Linked DNA regions of Homo sapiens: regions 1, 3, 4 and 5 are each linked to region 2. The links are chromatin loops, found by intact Hi-C in ENCODE. Cell type or tissue: mammary epithelial cell. All regions are shown on one strand. Region 1 has its middle 110 kb from the start of RBMS3-AS1. Region 2 has its middle 6.7 kb from the start of LINC01985. Region 3 overlaps TGFBR2 (transforming growth factor beta receptor 2). Region 4 has its middle 260 kb from the start of RBMS3-AS1. Region 5 has its middle 180 kb from the start of RBMS3-AS1.

Evidence for each region. A loop is a pair of places that touch in the nucleus more often than their neighbours do. Peaks named below come from ENCODE experiments on the same cell type or tissue, not always from the same donor. Only the 100,000 strongest peaks of a DNase experiment are listed, where the experiment ranks them.
Region 1: it touches region 2 in a loop (5-fold over the local background); 3 of 110 quality-filtered maps call a loop at or near these places.
Region 3: a loop joins it to region 2, with 2.9 times the contacts of the local background. A loop is called at or near these places in 4 of 110 quality-filtered maps.
Region 4: it touches region 2 in a loop (7-fold over the local background); 4 of 110 quality-filtered maps call a loop at or near these places.
Region 5: a loop joins it to region 2, with 3 times the contacts of the local background. A loop is called at or near these places in 6 of 110 quality-filtered maps.

What each region holds. Positions count from the first base shown.
Region 1 is chr3:30,040,306-30,045,305 of GRCh38, forward strand. No RefSeq gene overlaps it. Among named protein-coding and RNA genes, the nearest start is that of RBMS3-AS1, 110 kb to the left of the region's middle. In mammary epithelial cell, a CTCF peak has its summit at 2,147 (motif pointing right); no DNase peak of the experiment used is centred here.
Region 2 is chr3:30,509,657-30,514,656 of GRCh38, forward strand. No RefSeq gene overlaps it. Among named protein-coding and RNA genes, the nearest start is that of LINC01985, 6.7 kb to the right of the region's middle. In mammary epithelial cell, no CTCF peak of the experiment used is centred here; a DNase peak (open chromatin) is centred at 2,095; H3K27ac peaks cover 2,555 bases.
Region 3 is chr3:30,626,310-30,631,309 of GRCh38, forward strand. The region is part of intron 1 of TGFBR2 (transforming growth factor beta receptor 2); the gene reads left to right. It also overlaps the pseudogene KLHL25P1. Among named protein-coding and RNA genes, the nearest start is that of TGFBR2, 22 kb to the left of the region's middle. In mammary epithelial cell, a CTCF peak has its summit at 3,091; a DNase peak (open chromatin) is centred at 662; H3K27ac peaks cover 2,990 bases.
Region 4 is chr3:30,196,495-30,201,494 of GRCh38, forward strand. No RefSeq gene overlaps it. Among named protein-coding and RNA genes, the nearest start is that of RBMS3-AS1, 260 kb to the left of the region's middle. In mammary epithelial cell, a CTCF peak has its summit at 2,802 (motif pointing left); no DNase peak of the experiment used is centred here.
Region 5 is chr3:30,110,729-30,115,728 of GRCh38, forward strand. No RefSeq gene overlaps it. Among named protein-coding and RNA genes, the nearest start is that of RBMS3-AS1, 180 kb to the left of the region's middle. In mammary epithelial cell, a CTCF peak has its summit at 2,380 (motif pointing right); no DNase peak of the experiment used is centred here.

The DNA of each region.
Region 1 (5,000 bases), 470 kb before region 2:
ACTCACTCAAAACCACACAACTATGTGGAAATTCAGCAACTTGTTCCTGAAAGAGTCCTGGGTAAATAATGAAATTAAGGCAGAAATCAAGAAGTTCCTTGAAACTAATGAGAACAAAGAGACAACATACCAGAATCTTTCGTATGCCGCTGAAGCAGTGTTAAGCGGGAAATTTATAACATTAAATGCCCACATCAAAAAGCTAGAAAGATCTCAAATCGACACTCTAACATCACAACTGAAAGAACTAGAGAACCAAGAGCAAACAAACCCCAAATCTAGCAGAAGACAAGAAATAACCAAGATCAGAGCAGAACTGAAAGAGATATAGACATGAAAAAGACTTCAAAAAATCAACAAATCCAGGAGCTTGTTTTCTGGAAAAAATAAATAAATAAAATAGACTGCTAGCTGGACTAACAAAGAAGACAAGAGAGAAGAATCAAATAGGCAAAATAAAAAATGATAAAGGTGATTTCACCACTGACCCTCAGAAATACAAACAACCATTGGAGAATACTCTAAACACCTTTATGCAAATAAACTTGAAAATCTAGAAAAAATGGATAAATTTCTGGATACGTACACCCTCCCAAGACTGAAGCAGAAAGAAGTTCAATCCCTGAATACCAAGAGCGAGTTCTGAAATTGAGGCAGTAATATATAGCCTACCAACCAAAAAAAGCCCAGAAAAAGACAGATTTACAGCTGAATTCCACCAGAGGTAGAAAGAGGAGCAGGTACCATTTCCTCTGAAATTATTCTAAACAATTGAAAAGAAAGGACTCCTCCCTAACTCATTTTATGATGCCAGCATCATCCTGATACCAAAACCTGGCAGAGATACAACAACAATAAAAGAAAACTTCAGGCCAATATTCCTAATGAACATCAATGTAAAAATCTTCAATAAAATACAGGCAAATGGAATCCAGCAGCACATCAAAAAGCTCATCCACCATGATCAAGTTAGTTTTATCCCCGGATGCAAGGCTGGTTCAACATATGAAAATCAATAAATGTAATTTATCGTAAACAGAACTAAAAACAAAAACCACGATCATCTTGATGGACACAGAAAAGGCCTTCGATAAAATTCAACATCCCTTCATATTAAAAACTCTCAATAAACTAGGTTTTGAAGGAACATACCTCAAAATAATAAGAGCCATATAGGACAAACCCACAGTCAATATCATACTGAATTGGCAAAAGCTAGAAACATTCCCTTTGAAAATCAGCACAAGACAAGATTGCCCTCTCTCACCACTCCTATTCAACATAGTATTCGAAGTTCTGGCCAGGGCAATCAGGCAAGAGAAAGAAATAGAAGTTACTCAAATAGGAAGAGAGGAAGTCAAATTGTCTGTTTACAGATGACATAATCCTCTATCTAGAAAACCCCATTGTCTCAGTCCAAAAGCTTCTTAAGTTGATAAGCAACTTCAGCGTAGTCTCAGGATACAAAATCAACGTGCAAAAATCACAAGCATTCCTATATACCAACAACTGACAAGCAGAGAGCCAAATCATGAATGAACTCCCATTAACAGTATTATTTATGAATAGGGCCCAAACCTACAATGGTTGTGAAAATGGGCAAACATGCTGCAAATCAAGCTTGCATTCACAATAGGTCTCATTTTTGGTGGTGGTGTTATTTTACTTGTTTGTTTGTACAACATCATTTCCAATGATTCCATTTAAGTAGGCATTTCTCTTACTGGTAGTAAATTTTAGATTATGTGGTTAAAAACACCAAACAAGTCATAAGACTAAGTTATCAAAGACAAAGTTTAGAAATGTTACTACTTCTAAAACTATGGAATTGGGAATTACCAGAATTCTTTTTAATAATTTTTTTTAAAGCACACCTCAAAAATGTATCTATAGAAGCCTCAAATTCTGAACAAATCAACATAGGATGAATATTCAAAAGTAGGGGACTTTCTATTCATTGAAAAATCAAAACAAAACACACACACGCACACACACCCCCCAAAACAGCTGGCATTACACTTCATGGAAGTCTTTCAAATCCTAGGACACATCTGTCTAAAATGAATCTAGATTTCTTTGAACATTGACACTTGGTTTTAAGGATTAAGAGACACGATAGTGATTCTGTTCCACCAGAGGGCACCACAGACTACAATCCAGCAAGCGTGCTTGTGGGTCTGGGTACATAAACTCAATAATTTAAAGCAGCTACTTCTAGGCTTTGCATTTTTCTAACATAGAGAGATTTTTAACTTCAACAATGAGTATTATTGATTTTTCAATAAGGTAGGATTTATTTTAAACACATTAATTTCACTATACACTTCTGAAATTTTTACCCCCACATGGAAAACAAACAAAAATAAAATGGAAACAGTAGCTTAATCTTACATGTATATGTGTACTTCCATGAGGTTATTTATTTCCAAGTCCGGTAATGGAAAGCTGTTTTAGATACAGTAACTCTATGACAAAGTCCACCTAAAATTTTGCCTCTTGGGATTCATCTGGGAAAAGTATTTGGAATTTGTGGGTTCTGTAGAACAGGTTCTAATATCCAAGGAAACTACAAGAAGCAAGGCTTTCCCCTCCAGATGTTTCTTAGCACTAGAAATAAAATGTGTCCTTCCATTTCCAACTCAGTAGGGCTTTGAGAAACTCCTGCCGCCTTCAGCACAGAGGATGCCCCAGCCCATCGCCTATTGAAAATCCAGGCTTTGCCTCAAATCTCTGACAATCAAATGCTTTCAAGCTATTCTTTAGTTTGCTTCAAATGCTGGGCCTATAAAGACAGATTTACTTATATTCCCTTTGTACTCTGAGGAGCAAATTTTATCAGCTGAAAGCTCGCTTGCAGTCTCCTTTGAGTGTTCAGTAAGCCAAACTGCTTGTGAAGTATAACCCCCATGACTGCTTTCCACAGACTGATTAGGACTGAAATAGTGAATTTGAAAATGCAGCACCAGTTGAAATTCATGGGCTGACAGAGGATCACAGCTGATCATAATTTCTCATGTGAAAATGTGATTTCCCTCCCCCTGTTTCCTCTTGGTAAGCTGCTGAAAAGTATTAAGTGAGTTTCCTAGCCTGTGGTCAGGGATGTCTGCACTTGTGCTGCTGGGGAGACACAATTAGGAGGAACAAAGGTATCAGAACTCCAGGCTCTGACTTTTTAGGCTTACCAAGAGATAGCTTTCAGGCCTATGAACTGATGAATCCTATACCAAGGGGTGCAGGAGGAGGGAAGCAAATACTCTTAAACAGCTTAAGCCTCTCCCCTAGTTTAATATATTTTCCACAATCACTTTGGATAACAACATGATCTTGTATCTAATGCTATCTCACAGACAACACAGCTTTGAGGCTGAGTGGTCATCGAAATCCTGAAAGCGCCCTCCCACCTTCCCGGAGACTCTGGATAGTTACCCTAATTGTTTCTATTTTTATATAGCAATTAACAAATTACTAAAATTTGTTAAGAGAGTAAGTCCGAATGTTAAATGTTGCTACCAAAAAAACTGAAACAAAGGAATATAAGAAAAATAAATATTTTATAATTTTAAAAAATTATTAAACCATTTAAATATATAACTAAATGGATATTCCACAGAGCATTTAATTACTTTGTTAGCAAACATAATTTTTCTTCTGGCTCCCCTCCCCTTTCCCACAATATCATGTTTTTCTTATTCTAATCCTGCCCAATGCTACACTATTTTACATTTTCTACAAAATCTAAATCCTCCCCTTACAAAATTTAATTTTATGAGAATTCCTGCCTGCTACATGTTTGAGCGATTTAATGGGGAACATGGCCTCTCACACTGGGGCCCCAGATTAACGTAAATAGTAAATAGAATTGGCAAGTTGTAATTGATAATTCAAAACTCTTGGTATGGGCATTCAGTCTGAGTAAAGCAGTATATTCTTTTGCACTGGAATTACAGAAAACCAGTGTGCTTACATTGATCAGAATCTATTTGGTAATTAAGTGTTTCTGACTCATATAAATAGGAAACGAAATGGTTACTAAGAAAATATATGGAGTTCTCCATCACCCATTCATCCCTACTCTTCTAATTGCTCTCTGGCCCTCCTTCCCTTCAAAGTATTTAAGGATTTGAAAGAGATGTTTGTTATTCATTCATACTTCTCATTTCCCACTTTCTCCACAACCCCCAGAGATTGATTCCTGCTTCCAAACCTACTTAATCCTTGTATGTGAAAGCTACCAATGACTTTCTAGTTGCCAAGATCAACATAGAAAAGTTTTCCTGTCCAAATTCGATTTGCCTTTCTCTAACATCTGGCATCATAGAGTTTCTTCCTTCACTGATTCTCTCATCTGATTTAACTTTCTGTCTCTGGTTGTTTCCTCTCTGCCTCTTCCTTCCTCCTTTGCATATGTTTACACATTCTCTTGGGTTCCATGCCAATTCTTTCTTAGTCTATGCGCCCCCTAAATCACCTAATCCTGACTTCAACTACCATTTAAGTAATGACATTATTGAACGTTTTCTCTCGTTCAGATTTCTAATTCAGCTGGACATTTCTGTCTCCTGAATTTCCCCACCAGGAGGTCTGGAGTGGAGAAAATGCTATGTGTCCACCTAAACCTTTGCTTCATATTTGTGTTTTACTAGACATTTGCCAACCTTCCTTGCAGTTATGCAGGCTGTATGATAGACATAGGGCTAATGGGATGTGGTTAGAATCAACACAGATCACTTCTGTGTATCATCCGTATCATGGTCTGTGCGATCACCCGAGCTCTTTCTCTTCCCCGACAGCATTAAAAGATGATAGTTTCACAGGTTCACCAGCCAGAAACATTTGCACCAGATTTTGCTGGAAAGAAGAGTCAAGTTTTGTTAGGCCACTGAGAATTGCAGTTGTTAGTTACAGCAGTTAGACCACTCCAACTATTGCAGCATAATAAAGGATTTAGTATCTCTAAAATGGAACTCAATTTGCTCTACAAGACAAATTTCCTATCTCAG
Region 2 (5,000 bases):
TTCTTATCCACTCATTAGTCAATGGGCACTTAGGTTGGTTCCACATCTTTGTGATTGTGAATTGTCCTGCCATAAACATAAATTTGCAAGTGTCTTTTTCATAAAATGACTTCTTTCCCTTTGAGTGGATAGCCAGTAGTGGGATTGCTGAATCCAATGGTAGATCTACTTTTAACTCTTTAAGGAATCTCCATACTGTTTTCCAAATAGGGTATGCTAATACACATTCCCACCAGCAGTGTATAAATGTTTCCTTCTCCCCAAATTCACACCAACATCTATGTGTTTTGACTTTTTAATAATGGCTATTCTTACCAGTATAAGGTGGTATCTCATTGTGGTTTTAATTTGCATTTCCCTGATGATTAGTGATGTTGAGCATTTTTTCATTTGTTTATTGGCCATTTGTATATCTTTTTTTTAAGACAGAATCTTGCTCTGTCACCCAGGCTGGAGTGCAGTGGAGTGATCTCGGCTCACTGCGACCTCCGCCTCCTGGGTTCAAGCGATTCTCCTGCCTCAGCCTCCCGAGTAGTTGGGACTACAGGTGCATGCCACCATAGCAGGCTAATTTTTTGTATTTTTAGTAGAGATGGGGTTTCACCGTGTTAGCCAGGATGGCCTCTATCTCCTGATCTCATGACCCAACCGCCTCAGCCTCCCAAAGTGCTAGGATAACAGGTGTGAGCCACTGCACCTGGCTTTGTATATCTTCTTTTGAGAATTATCTATTCATGTCCTTTGCCCACTTTTTAATAGGATTATTTGGTATTTTTCTTGCTGATTTTTTTGAGTTCAGGCAGATATATTATCTTTAATTTAATTATTTATTATTGGATTTTGTAATGTTTTCCAATTTCATCATTAAAACCAATGCTGTAAGAAAAAAAGTTTTATTGCATTCCAGAAAATATAGAGCTGCTGCATTCTTTATAATAGCTCCCCAATTTTGCACTCTGTGCATTTTTTGTAACTTAAGAGTTAGTAATCTTCAAAAGAAGAATGACATACTGAAGACCCCTTGCCCCTGAGGTTTTCGCAGCAGGGAGGAATTACAGAAGTGGAACATAGATCTGTAGGCTAATATATTGTTCTTTGCATTCCTAATTTGTTAAGCAATCTTCTAGATCGCATTATATAATAGTAACCTTCTGCTATGACAAATAATACAACAATGTTCATACTGTTCGCTATTGTATGGATGTCATTTCTTACATAGAGAAGTATATTATTTCTAGAAATTGAGTCATCATGGGGTCAAACTGTATGTCATTTTTAACACAAAAAACAAGCTTCTGATTTTTCTCCATAAAAAGATCTAACCATTTACACTCCTATACAGCAATGTGAAAGAGGTGCGTAGAGTCAAACTATATAGTAAGAAAGATAAAAATTGTTACCTCGATGATTTTAATTTGAATTTATCTTATTACAAACAAAAATGCACATTTTATTATTATTTAAGAATCACTTGTATTTCATTCATCTCTAAACTATCAGTTTTTGTCTATTGGGTTTTCCTTTTTCTATTCATTCATAGAAATTTGGTTATGTGCTGCAAAAACACACACATTTACACAAACACGTATATTAAGTTTTTATTTGTGCTTTGAAAATAGTGTTTTGTGACCTGTAATGTTTTACATGTAGTTTAAGAGAATGCCATTCTTTTTTTGGGGGGTGGGGGACGGAGTTTCGCTCTTGTTGCCCAGGCTAGAGAGCAATGGCACGATCTCGGCTCACTGCAACCTCCACCTCCCAGGTTCAAGCTATTCTCCTGCCTCAGCCTCCCTAGTAGCTGGGATTATAGGAATGTGCCACCACACCCGGCTCATTTTTTTTGTATTTTTAGTAGAGACAGGGTTTCCCCATGTTGGTCAGTCTGGTCTCGAACTCCTGACCTCAGGTTATCTGCCCGCCTCGGCCTCCCAGAGTACTGGGATTACAAGCCTGAGCCACCACACCCGACCGAGAATGCCATTCTTATACACATTTATTGCATACAGTACATTACTGTGGTTAAATACATCCTTCCCTCCTATTTCCTTCCGCCCACCTCTTTCTTCATTCTTTCCACCAGCAAATATTGAAGAATGGCTAAATGACAAGCTTCCTCACTTCAAGTCTAGTCTCTTCTTTGCTATCTCAGATTGTGTAATACATCCTATTGCAACATTTCGGGAATGTGGAATGAGACAGCACCAAGAAAGATCCAGGCCGAGGTCTGCAAGAGCAGTATCTGAGAGCTTCAGCACAAATGCACTACAAAATAATAGGTAAAATCATTGGAAACCAAAGTCAAAGGAGGCAGTAATATGATTCATAAAGTAAAAATCTTCAAACATTTATTTCAATCTTTCTTCATTTACAAACAATTCTTCTCCCTCTCGTTCTCTGTCTCTCTCTGCCTCTGTGTGTGTCTCTCTCTCCCTCTCTCTCCTTCTTGCTCCTGCTCCCTCTCTCTGTCTCCTTCCCTCCTTGCATTGTTTCAAATCTGACTTGAAGAACAGGACATAATTAATTTTCAACTTTTAAATCTTCCTCTTCAACCTGAAGCAAAACTTCATAATGCACTTTTGAGTATATGAAGATTAAAATAACATCAAATGAAAATCAAGAAGGGGAGGCTATGAAGTCAAAAGTCATACTTGCCATGGACAAAGTGCATAGATAATTATATGCTGGGTGAATATGGGGAGTGAGAAATGATATATTTTTGAAATGTCTCGTCATTTTAAAAACAGTATTCTACATTTTTTAAAAAATCTGAGAAACCAGGTAAATTGGGAAGGCTACCTAAATATGTCACCCTAAATTATTTGCTGGTCACTTTTATTCATTCCAAGTTCGTAGATGTGTTTCTGATTAAAGCTGGTTTCCTCATACAGACACACACACACACAAATACGCACACACACACATATATATATATACATATATACACAAATACAGTTCATCTGTGGAAAAACTAAGACTGAAATGAAATATGTATCATGAAAGTAATACATATTTGGTGATGGCAGAGGTCAAAAAACTAGGATAACTCTGGAGTATGTTGTTATCGCTAAGAAACTTTTTTAAAAGGAGAAAGCCTACTTTTTTACTATGAGCAGTGGTCAGTAAAGGCTTTTGGTAAAGGGCCAGATAGTAAATATTTTCAGATTTAAAGACTCTGCCAAAAACAACCATAGATGAGATGTAAATAAATGGGTATGGCAGTGTTTCAATAAAACATTATTTCAAGAAACAGGTTGCAAGCTGGATTTAGCCTATGGGTCATAGTTTACTGGCCCCTGATGTAGAAAGTAAGTAATTTTTTTGGGTGGGGGGCACGGACAGGGTCTTGCTCTGAGATCAGGTGTAGTAACCAGATCTCAACTCACTGCAACCTCTGCTTTGGCCTAAAGCCATCCTCCCACCTCATTGTCTCAAATAGCTGGGACTACAAGCGCGTGCCACCATGCCCAGCTAATTTTTGTATTTTTGCACAGATAGAATTTTGTTATTGCACCCAGCAGCTAAATGATTATTTAAATGATGTTTGTTTGCAATATATATATCTACGCTGGATATTTTCTGTTTGACTCTCCACATGCACTTACCATCCTTCTCCATCCTGCTTTCTGTAGGGAAAGTTGGCTTATATGGACCCATCATTTCACAATCTAATTCCCTGGCTTCTGTTTAAGTTCAGCCAAGAGGAGACATTGTTAGAAACTCAGAAGGCCAAAGGAAAATGGGGACAAGATACAGTCTAGCTTCCTTCATGCTAGGTTAACACAGGTTGCGTATATCCCTCCATAAAAGGTCACAGCTCTAGTCTGACGATCTTCTCTACAGCTACAGCTGGGCTCTCAGGGTTCTGTTTACTGCTCCCACCCCTGGTCCCTTCAGGCTTATGGGTTGTGCTTAGAGCTTCCTAATGTACTAGCCCCTGAATATTCCTTGTTGATTTCCCTTAAATCAAAGTGATTCCTATTCCCACTTCACTAAATAGTTCCTTTTAGTAAATTGTTTTGAATTATTCTACTTGAATGTGCCATCTGTTTCCTGCCAGGAACTTTGACAGATCTAGTATATTTTTCCTTGAGCAATTTTAAATATTTTGTAATATCAATTTTATAATACCAAAATGCTATCTATCGTATGTATTTCAGAGAGGTCAGTGAATGTAAAAATGCACTACTTTATTCTGTCCGACACTAAAATAAGGCACCTAACCCTGGCCACCATGTTTTCTCTTCTGTATTTGCTCATGTTAACATTCTTCAAAGGCCACATATATTCAACAGCAGGACCTGAAAGCTTTTATTTACCCAAAACACTGATGAGCTCATGCTGTTTTCTACCTACCTTCATCCTGCCATATGAAACTCAAAAACAAAAGCAATGCTAAGACATTAAACAAGGGTAAAAGCAACTCAATGTTTGGGGTATTTTCCTAAAATAACTACTTTGGTAATTTGAAAATTTACAAACAATTTCAAAATAAAATAATTGCCCTTCTGATTAATTGATGTCTTAAGCGTGTACTTGATTTTTCTTATTGGAAAATTCAGAACTGCTGTGTGATATGAAGGCCAACTTCCTCGTCATGGAATTAAGGATTCATGATGACCTGCTTTATGCCTACCTTTCCAGACTAGGTTCCCAACATTCCACCCTCCATGTTTGCACTTTAAACCCTATAGTCATGCAGAGTTTGTAATGGGTATTAAATCTAAGTCTTTTTTGTTTGTTTTCTTTTTTTGTTTTTTGTTTCTTTTTGGCACAGGGTTTTGCTTTGTCACCCAGGCTGGAGTACAGTAGCACGATCACAGCTCATTGTAGCCTGGAGCTCCAGGGCTCAAGCAATCTTCCCACCTCAGCCTCGCAAGAAGTACTTGGGACTACAGGTGTGTGCCACCACACCAAGCTAATCATTTTATTTTATTTTTTTGTCGAGATGGGGTCTCTCTATGTTGCCATGGCTGGTCTGGAACTCCTGGGCTCAAGCAATC
Region 3 (5,000 bases), 120 kb after region 2:
TCTGCAGAACAGAGCAAATACAGGCCTATCTAAAAGCATACCTCACAGTAAAGATGGTTAAAAACCAAAACCGGAGGAGGCAGAGTACTCTTGGTGGGGCTGGTAGTGGGGGGAATGGATGATTTTCCAAAAGAGAAAACACTTGACCTGGGTCTGAAAGGCTGGGTATGATTTAAGGCAGGCACTATTGTTCACTTGTTAGCCCCAGGGCCATGCTACTCCACTTCCTTCAAGGAAACAGAGGGAAGCCGGCAAGTGGCTGCCTGGGGTGTGTGTCCACACACCATATAGAGGCAGTTCTTCAGCTCTGTCAGCCATGGCCAAAGCAGGCAGTATTTGAACCACCTTGGACCACTCCTGAGGGGCAGCATCAGACACCAGGCATCCTTTCAGACACCATTCTTGGAGTCTCTTCCCTCCATCACGTAAACCTCACAGCCAACAGTGAAGGCACTGAACTCCTTCCAGGGGCTGAGCAGGCTGCCTTGGGCATGCTCTTCTTGACCTTAAAATCCACCTGATAGATCTGGTAGGGAGGTAGAAATTTTGGTGGTAGGAAAGCCAGCAATTATCAGGTCAAAGGGTTTCTGATAAAAGGAGTTATTCAGCAGAAAGGTAATCAGATTATGGGAGCCTTAAGTGCCAGTTTGGGCTAAATTCTCTGAGTCACTGGCAGATTGTAAGTAGGGGAATGACGTAATAAAACCACTGCAAAGCCAGGAGTTTGTGATGGGAAGATAGGAAATCCCTTTCTTTTTTTCCCACATGGGAAATAAAAATCTAAAGATGTGTGGGGAAGCTCCTTAGAGTGCCAGGACTTTCAGTATCCCCCAATTTATCATTAGGTTCTGTCCAGACCTCGTTCCGCACACAGTAGCCTAGAGACACCTCTGGAATAAGGTGTGACAAAAAACAAGGAAATAAATTTATTAATTTTGGAAAATGCCTTCTTTTTCCTAGGCCTCCCTCATAGACATTTTCCTGACAAGTCCCCACTTCAGGTTTCAGAAAGAGATGCACCATCGTTTGGAATTCTGAAGAAACTCAAGTTTCAATTGAGCTGAGTCTCAGTGGCATGTATTTTATTACATCTAATGCCATTTTAATGTACTTGAAACTGGGGAGATGAGGGCAATTGGTACACATGTGTAAACCACTACAAAAAGTTCACCTGAGTGTAGAAGGTAGCCAGTAGCCTAAAAACCCTGTATTTTGGAGGCTGTTACTTCATAATCTCTATTATGAAATTGGGAAAAATTATGTAATTATCTCTCTAAGATGGTCTTAGATCCACTGTTCAATAGAACTTTCTGCAGAGATGAAAATATCTTATACCTGGGCTGTGTTAAGGTTTAAGGACAGCACTGGTATAAGATATTTTCACCTTTGCAGGAAGTTCTATTGAACAGTGGGTCTGAGACCATCTTAGATGATACATGTGGCTTGAAACGTAGCAGGTGCAAATAAGGAACTGAATTTCAAATATAGATATATTTTTATTTCAGTTAACTTGAATTTAAATAGCCACAGGTGGCTCTTGGGTATCATAATGAATAGGGCAGTTATGGAGCATCATTAAAGTCCCCATTCTTCTCAAGTCCCAAAGAGGTCCGTTCAGGTAATTTCTTAGCACCTATAATCACAGTGGGACAGATTAAATTACTTGTACTTTTCCATTCCTGTGCTTTGGAATTATAGGCTGTTTCTTTGTCCTGGAAACCAGATAGTCTAATGTTTGTGGAAATACTACTTAGTAGTGCACTGCAATTATAATACTTTATTGTAGGAGGATGCAGCCAGGCCTTTTTTTTTTTTTTTTAATCATCTGTGTTTTTAGTTTTAATCTTAAAAGGATTATAAAAATAGTACTGCCTTGTGGGAGAAAAATATGCTTAAAGTCTATGAGCATGGAGTGGTAGGGATTATAAACCGTTACAAACTTCTCCTGGAAATTCTGGGGAAAGGGAAGTTAAAGCGGCCAATAGAAATCTCCTAGGAGAAAACTTGCCCTGAAGGGATGCTTTTAATTGGGTTCAGTATTTATCAGAAGAACCCTGCAAAAGTGGTTTCCCTGAAGGCATTTGGATTTTCCCCTGTGAATAAATTTCACCCACCTTGGTCACCTCTGTGCTGTATTCTCCTAGAAACTCACCTTTATTTGGCATGCTGTGACTTAAATCCTCCAAAAAAAAAAAAAAGCCTTTGAAAAAGCCTGTGGGTTTTTTTTTTTTTTTTTTTTTTTTTCTCTAAAATGTTAATTTCCTTTCTTTAGGCTTGTGTGGGCTTTGACTGGAAACTTAATCTGTGTGCCTGGGCTCTGCATTAGGTTTCAGTCATTGAAATGGGGCTTAATAAGAATTACTTGATACCTTAGGAGTCAGACGAGCCTTACATTTATCTTGGGCTCAGGGATTTGCATTTTGAGAGGTTGTGCCAGCTGACATGAGCCTTTACAGGTTTCAGCTTGTTGCAAACCTAGTTGGGTCCATTTCTCTCACTTCTGAGACCTTTTGCTGCTGCCACTCATAGCTAACGTGTTTTCCATGGAACACTACTCCTTGTCCCTAATTGTCTTCTCTCCCTACCTCAGCAGTGACACTACAGACAGCCAGTCATTTAATACGAGACTCATTCCTTAAGAAGTTGGGATAGAACTTTAATTACACAAGGCATCCAAGCCAGCAGTCAGGGCCCTTTCCAATGCGATTACTTTTCAAGCTCTGCCCTGCTTCTCCTTCCATTTCCCTCTGGGCCTTCGTTTTCAGATCTCCTCAGAAGCCGAGGAACGCAGGTCCTTTTGAATTTCTTTAGATCAGTGTTGTCCTATAGGACTTTCTGCAATGATGAAAGTATCCTGTCTATTCCTGGCCACATGTGGCTATTAAGCACTTGAAAATGGCTGGTCTGACTTGGAACTGAATGTATGATTTCATTTAACTTTAGTTAATTTAAATTTATAAATCCATGTGTCCTCATGGCTACTGTGTAGCTCTATCTAGATTATGCCCTTGACTTTTGAACAATGTGTCTTGGGAGAGTTCTCTTGGCTCTGGCCCTCCACTTTCATGAACCAGCTCCTCCCAGTGGGGAAAGAAGAACTCTCTTTGACTTCAGAACTGACTTCCTTTTATTGCTAAGTTAGACAGGCTAGGCCTTGAGCTTAAAACTCTTCACCAACTGTTTATACCCTCCATACCTGGCCTCAACATGTCCTTTTTTCTCTGTGACTATATCCTTATTCTTTATCCAGCAACAGCAAATATGCATTAATTTTCTGCAGATAAGGTTTCCTTTGGAACTTAAGGAAGAGGTATGAAACTTGGCTTTGGAGGACTTAGGGATAGGAAAGCCATCACCAAGTGTTTATAGAGTACCAACCACCGTGTGCCAGCCAATGTTTGAGATTTGGGGAATACAGAGTGAATTAAAGTCCATGTGTACAAGCTAATAAACAAGATTCTATCAACATGTCAGCAGATAAGTACAGCGCGAGGGTCTGAGAACAATGGTAGATGCTTGTAATTTTAGAAGCGGTTGTCAAGAATGGCATCTTTGATAATGTGATATTTGAGCAGTAATTGGTATGAAATCGGGATGAAGAAGGCAGATCTCTGGGTTAAGCGCATTCTAGTTGGAGGGAACAGCAAGTACAGTGTCCTAAAAACAGACTGTGCTTGTCATTTCCTCCCCTCCTCCCCCATGGTTTCTCATTTTTGCTTCTCTTTCTAAGAGTTACATTTATAGGCATACATTTTTACACTGGACATCACAAGAAATTGAGCGAGTTCACAACTCCACTGGTGCTGGTAAAAAGATTATGCTAAGATGGATAAAAGACTATGAAACATAGTCAAAATGCACTTCTCAGTCACCTCTGGCCATACGATTTTACACATCTGGGTTCTCACCCCAGAATGAGATAGGTTTAATAGATAAGATTCAGTGTGGGGCAAATCTAAGGTGCCAAAGTTAGGTACATACTAGAACTTCCATAAAGAGTTGTCTTAAGAAATAGAAAGCATTATAATTTGACTTTGTAGCCAAAGGTCATTCAAAACATTTCAAAGTTTAGATCACTTATTCCAGTTTTATCTCTAGTACTAAATGTTATTTCAGCACACAAATGTGGTCATTCCCCATGGATGGAAGGAGCCAGCTGTGTTCCAGAACTATGTTGGAAGATTGCACCTTGAAGACTGTGTGCATGGTTCTCATTTTCCATCTTAAAATCACTGCTGGAATCTATCTTGACTTTTCCACAGCCCATTGACAACTGTCATTATGTAAATACTGTCCTTTTTTCTCACCAACTACTGTGGCTGATGTCTCCCCTCCAAAATTTATGTTGAAACTTAATCCCCATTGTGGTGGTATCAAGAGACGGAGATTTGGGGGAAGTGATTAAGTCATGAGTGGATTAGTCCCACATAAAAGGGCTGGAGGTAACCAGCCTGGATCCTTTTGCCCTTCCATTTTCTGCTATGTGATGACACAGTACTGGTCCTCTCTAGAGGACACAGCAACAAAGCACCATCTTGGAAGCAGGAAAGGGGGCTCTTACGAGACATCAGAACTGCCAGTGCCTTGATTTTGGACTTGTCAGCCTCTAGAACTGTGAAAAATTTCTGTCCTTTATAAATCACCCAGTCTCACATATTTTGTATGGCAGCCAAACAGACTAAGTTACCAACCTTAGTGGGATTGCTAGGACTTGGAAAGGAGTAGCCTTTTTTTTTTTTTTTTTTTTTTAAATACAGAGTCTTGCTCTGTCGTAAGGCTGGAATGTAGTGGCACAGTCTTGGCCATCTGCAACCTCTGTCTCCTGGGTTCAAGTGATTCTCCTGCCTCAGCCTCCTGAGTAGCTGGGACTACAGGCACGCACCATCAAGCCCTAGCTAATTTTTGTATTTTTAGTAGAGACGGGGTTTCGCCATATTGGCCAGGATGGTCTTGATTTCTTGACCTCGTGATTCACCCACCTCGGCCTACCAGAGTGCTGG
Region 4 (5,000 bases), 310 kb before region 2:
CTCTATTAATAAAAAAGAAAGACAAAAATGATGCTACCTTGCTCTCTTCTTTCTGCCTCAAAATGGAAATTTGTCTAATATTTGTGCAGCCATCTAATGCCCAAATCTGAAAGTGAGATTGAGAGTCATAAAAGTCAGCACTGACACCTTCCAGCTGAACAATACCGGCAGTTCCCTATATCTAACATTGTTGCCACATGAGAAAAATAAACCCTTACTAATTTAAGCTAATAGAAGTTTTTCGTGTAGCCATTAACATTCTTGACTGTTGCAGAACTTATCTGGGAAGAAAACAGAAAGAAATCGTAAAACTCAATCACCCAAATGGATCACATCTGAGTTGAAATATGATCATCATTTTCCTTTTTGCGATATAAACATATTCAATCTGCATCTGTGTGATACTTTCCCCAGGTGCACAAGAGGGAAGATGCAAATTGTGGCTTCTCTGGTTTTTTACTTTTGAATTCAGGAACAAACATAGAAAAATCATTCTCCATAGAGAAGAAAAAAACTGGGATTTAAATTTCAAGTGTCTGACTTTATTCTGTACCCAGGGCCCTGATCCTTGAAGCTGCACTTCCCACTCAGGTTTCACAGGCCTAGATGTCTGAATTTTGAAAAGGTGCTTTGTATTGCAACAATGTGACTGCACACTGCATTTCTTTTATGTATTTATTTTTTCATTAAGAACATTATGTATTTCTTCATTAAGAACACAACAGATATACCAAAAAAGAAATACGTTGGCTGGGCGTGGTGGCTCACGCCTGTAATCCCAGCACTTTGGGAGGCCAAGGTGGGTGGATCACGAGGTCAGGAGATCGAGACCAGCTTGGCCAACATGGTAAAACCCCGTGTCTACTAAAAATACAAAAATTAGCCAAGCATGGTGGCACATGTCTGTAGTCCCAGCTACTCAGGAAGCTGAGGAAGGAGAATCGCTTGAACCCGGGTGGCGGAGGTTGCAGTGAGCTGAAATCACACCACTGTACTCTAGCCTGGACGACAGAGGGAGACTCTGTCTCAAAAACAAACAAACAAACCAAAAAAGAAAAAAAAAATAAATAAGTTAATGAAATAATACATCTTAAGGAGCTATGGTTTATACTAAGACAGCTGGATTTAGCATTTTTAAAATACCATATTATTCTAGATTATTGTGCTTCCAGGCAATGGCTATACATTTCAGTCAGCTCACTAGCAAAAAACCTAGGGAGTTAGACAAATTCGAAATTGGATTCTGGTTCCACCATTTATAGTGATATGAGTCACTTGCAGCTAGTATACTGGTTAGTTCTTAAGACTGTGACTTCAGACAAATAATTAGACCTATCTTAATCTCAGTTTTCACAGCTGCAAAGGAATTACTAAAACCAGTCACTAAAGTTGTGGTAAAAAGTAAAGAAATATACTTGATATATACTATTAGCTATCATTATTATTAATTAGAACTTGACAGACAAATATCCACTCTTTCTGCATTATGGTTTGTTGGAACGTCCACAGGTTCACTCTTTCTGGGATGAGACAGGGGAAGGATAATGACAAACCAAACCAATACTCCAGATCTTCAGTCTACGCTTCTCCACATTCCCAGGCAGCTGCTTAAACCATTTCAAACAACAGCAATTTAGAAAACAGGTTAATCTGAGTGATGATGACCTTTATTAAGCTATCTCCAGGATCCCAGAGGTTGGCAAGGCTGAAAGTCAGAGGTGAGAGGGAGGTCAGAATCAGTCCCTTTTGGAAGTCAAAGCTGCAGATCAGTTGGAGCAAGTGGGAGTTTCCCTGAAGAGGCCCTATACTTGATGACAGAAAGAGGAAAAGCAGATGTTTCCTCACCATCCACCTTCACTGCTAGCTTCTCTGCTCCTCTGTAGATTAAAGGCTTAAACAGCTGCACTCTTTGTCAGTTTATTGATCTTGAATGAAGGAATTCTAGGCAAGTTCTTTATTTGGTACAACTTGTCCAGGAGGTATAGATTGTGTCATAAAAGTGTGCCTGCAGATTGTTTTGCTGAATCATAAGCCAAGCTGATTTTCTGGAACTGACAATCATAGAGTAACAGTTTCCAACGTTTGTAACCTATCCTAGTGAATGTGAAAGGCAAATCAGGCAAATCCCAAAGATAGATTTACTTATTTATTTACAGATTGGAGAAATTGAGATGGGGATTTGCCTGAGTCCGGGAACTTACCTTCAATGAGCTCAGGTTCTCCCAAGACAAGGTGGGCTTAGAAGAGATCTCAATTATCATTTGAGATATGCTATTAAATAGCCATGGTTTCTTAGGGATCATACAACATTTGTGGATCTTCTGCTAGTCCATCTATAACACGAGCTTGTGTGTTTTCAGTTATGACCAAGGATACTACCAGATCTAATGCAACAAATCTTTGATTAAAAATGGAAGCATTGCAAATTTGGCTGATGAATGATGATATGTAAATAGATACAACACCTTTCCTTGTCTTCATCATTACAAGAATAGCATCATACTATATGTTTCTGGACTGGAATATGCCTTTTGGTGTACCTAAAATTGCCCCTTTCAAGATACACAAGCAACTATAAGTGTCAAGTTTTTCGGGTGATAAATTTCTACCACTGTCAGATTCATTTGCAAGCAGATAATAGATTATTAATCATTGGGGCTTATACTTAGTACAGGGTAGGTTATTTCACTAGACCCTGTTATTTTGGGTTGAAGAAATACAGAGATGTATGTATTCTACTACTATAAAAAAACACAGATGTCAAAGGACTGTAAACTGGCACAGGCCTGCAGCGCCACCTGTTGGCTATTGTGTTAATATAAGCTTTCAGAAAAGAAAGCTTATCTCCAAAGTTAAAAAGAGGCAGGGTATGCGCAGGCCAAGTTTGAGTTAAACTCACTTTTATTTGAAAAGAAAAAAAAAAATGCGTCCCTAGAAAATGGGTGGGGCTGCTTAATTCTGGATTCATTTATTTTTAAATGAAGCACTAGTGGAAAATGGAAAGATGGGATAATAAAATTTCAAAACTGGAGAAGTTTTTAAGTAATGATATAACCTCCTCACTGTGCAGGTGAAAAAAACAGAATGGAATGTATCCCACAACAAGACGCTGTGTATCCCAGAGCTACAGAGCTTGGTAGTGAGGCTGCCGGAATTACAAGTAACTTCAGATTTACTTCACAGTTCCGTCTGGGTAGCTTTCTTTAAAAAGGTGCATTTTAAGAGATCTTCATGTTCTTTAATTTTACCAGAATTATAATGAGTATCGGGGCAGTTCTTGCAATATCCTTATTTAAATTTACAGAATTGTGGAAGTAATAATTAGTTTTTAACCCTCCATTCTATCTGCCTGTTAAAAACTTTCAACAACTGTTAACATGCTTATGGAATCTAAACTTGCCAAAAATAATTTCTTTTTTTTTTCTCCTTCCCCATGTTTCTCTGCAATTCATTCCCTTCCTCCCACTAGGAGAGAAGGATTTTTTTTGTGGTATGCGGATGAGGGGCTGTGATTCCATTGAGACATATGTGGCTCCAGTTCCTAGGTTGTGGTTCCCTGAAAACGCAAATTGCTCACTTGAGACAACCAAGAGCCAACAACAACAACAACAACAAAACTTCCAACTTGCTCTCCTATCCTAATCACATCTCCAGGCCTATCTGAAAGGGATGGAAACTCAATTGAGAAATGGGTCATAGCACACGCAAGATCTGACACAGGGTAAAAAGTTAGCAAATGCCACCCTCAGTAAAAAAAGAAGACCAAAGGAGTCCAGTAGGGCTCAGAAGCACCATCTTGGACAGAAGTCAGAAACATCTACCAGGAACAACATTTAGAATTTGTAAGTTTTTCAAAATTAAAGACACCTTTATTTTTGTTTATTTATGTATTTATTTTAAGTTCTGGGATACAAGTGCAGAATGTACAGGTTTGTTACATAGGTATACATGTGCCATGGTGATTTGCTGCACCCATCAACCCGTCATCTAGGTTTTAAGACTGCATGCATTAGGTATTTGTCCTAATGGTCTCCCTCCCTTTGTCCCCCACCCCCCGGCAGGCCCCAGTGTGTGATGTTCCCCTCCCTGTGTCCATGTGATCTCACTGTTCAACTCCCACTTATGAGTGAGAACCTGCAGTGTTTGGTTTTCTGTTCTTGTGTTAGTTTGCTGAGGATGATGGTTTCTGGCATCATCCATGTCCCTGCAAAGGACATGAACTCATCCTTTTTTATGGCTGCATAGTATTCCATGGTGTATATATGCCACGTTTTCTTTATCCAGTCTATCACTGATGGACATTTGGGTTGGTTCCAAGTCTTTGCTATTGTAAATAGTGCTGCAATAAACATACGTGTGCATGTGTCTTTATAGTAGAATGATTTATGATACTTTGGGTACATACCCAGTAATAGGATTGCTGGGTCAAATGGTATTTCTGGTTCTGGATCCTTGAGGAATCACCACACTGTCCTCCGCAATGGTTGAACTAATTCACACTCCCACCAACAGTTTAACAGCATTCCTATTTCTCTACAGCCTCACCAGCACCTGTTGTTTCCTGACTTTTTAATCGCCATTCTAACTGGCGTGAGATGGTATCTCATTGTGGTTTTGATTTGCATTTCTCTAATGACCAGTGATGATGAGCTTTTTTTCATATGTCTGTTGGCCGCATGAATGTCTCCTTCTGAGAAGTGTCTGTTCATATCCTTTGCCCACTTTTTGATGGGGTTGTTTTTTTTTTTGTAAATATGTTTAAGTTCCTTGTAGATATAGCCAAGAAAATCCTAAGCAAAAAGAACAAAGCTGGAGGCATCACTCTACTTGACTTCAAACTATACTACAAGGCTACAGTAACCAAAACAGCATGAAACTCATACCAAAACAGATATATAGACCAATATAACAGAACAGAGACCTCAGAAATAACACCACACATCTACAACCATCTAATCTTTGAAAAATGTGACAAAAACAAGCAATGAGGAAAGGATTTT
Region 5 (5,000 bases), 400 kb before region 2:
CTTTGGGGGAAGGAAGGTTAATTCTGTTTAATCAACTTAACATCTTTATATTTTATTGTATTGAAAAATTTGTATAATTGCATTGGCATGTAAAATCATAACGGGAAATTATTATATTTTCTCCATACTTAAGAAAATGTCAATTATATCTAGGGTGGAATATAAGGGAAATGTGGTTACAGTGATAATGTGAGTCCTGTAAAGATTTGTGGTTCAAGATTAGATGTGTTTTTTTATGAAATGGCAGTTCTTATGTTACCGTGATATGCATTCCTAATGATCATGTCGCTTATCATCAGATTTATACCCCATTTTGTAAATTAATTTAATGAATATGTTTTTGCAGTAGCAGGAGGGGATTTGCAGTGATTTAACAACAATTTACAGGGCTCAGCAGTCTTAATAACCAGTAAATAGTAGACGCACTATAGTGTGGCAGGCACAATCTCAATCCACAAAACCAGACATGCAAGAAACAATGTTTTCTTTTTCTCAAATTCAATTTAAATTTTATTTTAAGCACCAATTTTACCTGGCACATTTTGGTGGAAAGTTGAATCACAATCGATTTGTGTTTTCTCCTCTCCAGGATTGCATCTGATTTCTGGAGTACTAATGTAATCTTAAAATGTTGGGAAAGTGATGTATTCTTTTACGCCATTTGTTGTTACTAGACCTTGCCCTTCCCTTGTAGAAGATAACATTACTACCTAACACAGTAATTCCTAAACCTTAACAGGTACAGAATCACCTAGAGGGCTTGTTAAAACACAGACTGCTGAGCCTCAACCCAAGAGTTTCCATTTCACTTGGCCTGGGGCAAGGCCTGAGAATTTGCCTTTCTAATAAGTTTCCAGAAGTTGCTGATGCTGGTGGTCCCGGACCACACTTTAAGGACCACTGGCCTTAAGATGAGATACTTGGATTCGGTATATTTTACTGAGAGCTAATCTAGTGCAAGGAAAGTCTTCGCCACGAGAAACCCCATTGTTTTGTATGAAACACTAACCAAATAAGAAACGTAATTCCAGAAGGATCTGTGCAGCAGAGGGAGAAGTGCATTTCAGGTTTTCAGCTTAAATGTACCTTAGGTCATAATTTTATTTTATTTTTTATCAGCTAGCTAGTTAGTTTTAGAAGCTAAACAAATCAGTAAAACATGACCAGGATAGAGAGAAAACCTTTGGTTTTCTTTTTATTTCTCTCTCTACTTACTCACAGAATGGATCATATGTCCTGTGTTCCATTAAGCAAAAATAGAAGTTTCGGTCAATGATTAGAACAAATGAAACTCATGTCATCACCTATTCCTGAATCTGAAGCAACCACTTCCAAATGTGCCATCTCATTTTGCTTAATATCAGAGCAAGTACTGGAAAAGTCTTGCATAGTACAGGTAAAATTAAAAAAATTTTGCTTTTTGGAACTTAACTTTTTTGGAGGTAGGGAACACTGGCCATCCTATCTGACTGTAAGCTCTTTCCTTTTTTTTTCCTTCCTTCCTTCCTCTTTCTTTCTCTTTCTTTTTCTTTCTTTCTTTCTTTCTTTCTTTCTTTCTTTCTTTCTTTCTCTCTCTCTCTCTTTCTTTCTTTCTTTCTTTCTTTTCTTTTTCTTTCTTCCTTTCTTTCTCCTCTCTCCTCTCCTGTCCTCTCTTATTCTCTGCAATCCATATGCTCCATATCTTATAATTGCTTTGGTGAGATTTCTGTGGAATCTGTTAGGTCTATATTGTGTAGTTTACTGGTTTTAAGTACTTTTTCCTTTGAGGTATTCTGTTTGGAAGGCAAATAAGAGAAAGTGGAACCAATAGTACAACTGCTTAATAATGAAAAGTGATAAAATATTACTTTGAAATAAGGAACTAGACTTCCCCTTAGACTCACACACACACACCCCTACGCTGGAGTTCCTTAGTGCTCAGTCCTAGGTCCCCTTCTCACTCTATTTGGGCTTGTCTTAAAGCTTGGTGATCATATGTATCATATGACTTTATTTCCAAAAAAAATGACAGAATTTCTAGCAACCATGTGTTCCAGAAAGCAAATTTATTAATGCAGATGAAAACTGGCTTTGAAGTTATACACTTAGGTTAAATTCCTGGCTATATTCAAATATATATTTCTGGCCATATTCAAACTATGTGAACCTGGGCATCACTTGATTTTTCTTTGCTTTAGTAAAGTGGGATGATAATTCCTGTCTCCCAGGGTGTGGGGATTGGTAACATATGTAAAGCATTTATCACAGCACCTGCACAAATACTCAACAAATTATAGTTGCTATTACTCTACATATTCTGTTGCCTTTTCTTGCTTCTTTTCATCTCCATAGATAAAAATCTTCTTTTTTTCTGGCCACTAGGTGGAGAAAGCAAGCCTTCTACAGTAATTGAATTAAACAACAAGGCCAAATACCACAGACATTTAAGGGAGAGAAAAACAATTTTTCTTCTTCCTCTTTTTCAAAACTTTGGATGGCATGAACAGGCAAACTGCAGAGATGCTTTGAGTAGTTCACAATTAAAGTGTTTGTGTTGTAAGTGTGGTCATGCCTTGAAGCACTAGATTTCACTCAGGGAAGGTCCTAGCCAAATCATAAAATTCAAAAAGTTTGCTTCCTAGCACCTTCTCATTCTCCATGTCGTATTCTCTTCTCACCTTCATTTCAAGCAGGCACCAGGCCAGTATTCTTTTCTTTCTAAGTTATTCTATAGCACTGATTCCCAGGGATATTTGAATTTTAAAATAAAATTCCTTGATAAGTTACCTTTCTTTAACCTGTAATAAAAGATTAATGAGAATTCATTGGACCTACTTCATCGAGCTATTTTGAGGATCATTTAGTTAATATGTGTACAATCTCATTGTAATGTTGAAGTTCATATTAATGAAAAATTCAATTTATATTGAAGATCCCAAAGCTCTTCAGTTAGAATGAAAGGAACCACTATCACAGAATTAGCATGACATTTGCATGCAAGGGTCTCCTGAAATCACACAGACAGGTGGACTTCTAGCTGGCCAAATTTGCAACTTTTATCTCAATAGTTTTTTCCAAAGTGAGTTTGCTATGTATTAAAATATTGTATCTAGTTATTTCACATACCAGATATTAAGAGTGTAAGAATCCTTTTCTGATACTTTCTCTCAAAGTTTTGCCCTTAATGAAACAAGATAAGAAGCCCAAAAGATTCTTGCAAAAGAAACTAGGTTACGAGGGGCTGAGGTAATATGAAAAGACATAGTTGAAACGGATCTGTATTTATGAATATTTGCATGCATTTCAAACAAACGAAATGCTCCTGAAGGTTATCCACATTCACCACTCTATCCCCACCCAATACTGAGTCTATAGGCATTTAGATAAAGATGTTGCCTCTCCCTGAATCATACACTCAGGCATTGATCCAAGCTCCATATTATTCTCCTTATTTCTCCCTGTCATCTGGTTTCCAAAGTCTTTTTTCATCTGTTTTCATACTATATTTATCTTCTCAGCATCAGCCCTTCAGATGAACAACTATTTGGAAAGTTAACCCATTCTATATGTTAGCATCTCCCCTGGAATTGTCTTATCAGCCCTAAAAATTACAGCTACCACCTTTATTCCTGATCCAAACTTCAAAATTCCATATTATTCCAGGAAAGTACCCATGATCCCTTTGTATTTGAGAGTGCTGAGAAGAGAACATTGAAAGATTTTTAATATTTATCCATACTTTTACTTAACAAGCACAAAATTTTCTTTTTGTTAAGGAAAATACCCAAGTTGCTTACCAAATATTCAGTTTATAATTGATGTAATTTTATTGCACAAAATTATCATCTCGTACTTTAAAAATAGTAGTCATGTTTGCCTTTCCACTGGTGTTGTTCACTAGTACTTTTGTTGTTGTTTTGGTTTTCCTGTGTTATTTAAGGAAAGAAAGCTCTGGAGAAATTTTAGCTTATGTTCAGTAAATTTCCACCCTAGGACCTGAACAAAAGTTCCTATAGGCAGCCAAGAGCATGACTGGAACCCTGGAATGCTGTTCCATTTAAATGTGGTTTGAAATAGCACACTTATTTCCACTAAATTTACTTTTAATGCACCTCATAGAATTATCATTTGTGCATAATTCATGCAGACACACACACACACACACACACACACACACACGTAGGACCTAAATATAGACTCTAAGTATAAATTCCATATTTTTCCCTTATAGCATTTTCTGATTCGCAATTTATAGTATCAGTTTTCAATCACCATGTTCCATATGCATAAGATACTCATATATGATATTAAATGTTTTATGTTGGACTTCTCCCAAAGCAGACTCTGAAGCAAACATTTGAGTGCTGGCAGTTTATTGGCAAGCATAAGAAACACAAGTAGGTGAGGGGTAGAGAGCTAGGGAGAGGAAAGGCAAACAATAAAGGGGGTATTATAAAGCTGGTTTCTGTAATGGATAACTGGAGCCTAATCCTGCAGAAAAACTCTAGAAGTGATGCAAAATATACTCCTCAGCGTTATCTAGTGAAGGGCAGGGAAACTGGGGTATTTATATTCCTGTACTTGTCAGTTTTTGGTTAAAGGCTTGGGGGCAACGGGAGATTTAATTCTCAGTCTTTCCTGTCAACCTTACATGTGAGCTATGTGGGTTTCAATACAGCCTGCTAGCAAAGATGCAGGTTCTGGCCATTCGAAGACAGGCAGCTGTGCAGAGAAATGGTATAAAGGTCCAAAAGAAATGAGGTGATTTGCTAACACACCTGCTACACCACCCTATTGAGAAAAATTGCTACTTATGTGTTACACTCCATATTTATTACCACATTTATATCAAATCCTCAAACTAAAAATCAATATACAACTCCCATAAAATAGATCTCCAGGCCCAGGCAGTTTAACAGGAGAATTCCACAAAATATTTAAAATAGAGTTAAAAACAATTTTATACAGTTTCCTCCATAAAACAGAAGAGAGAATAACACTTCCCAATGCCCTTTAGGAGG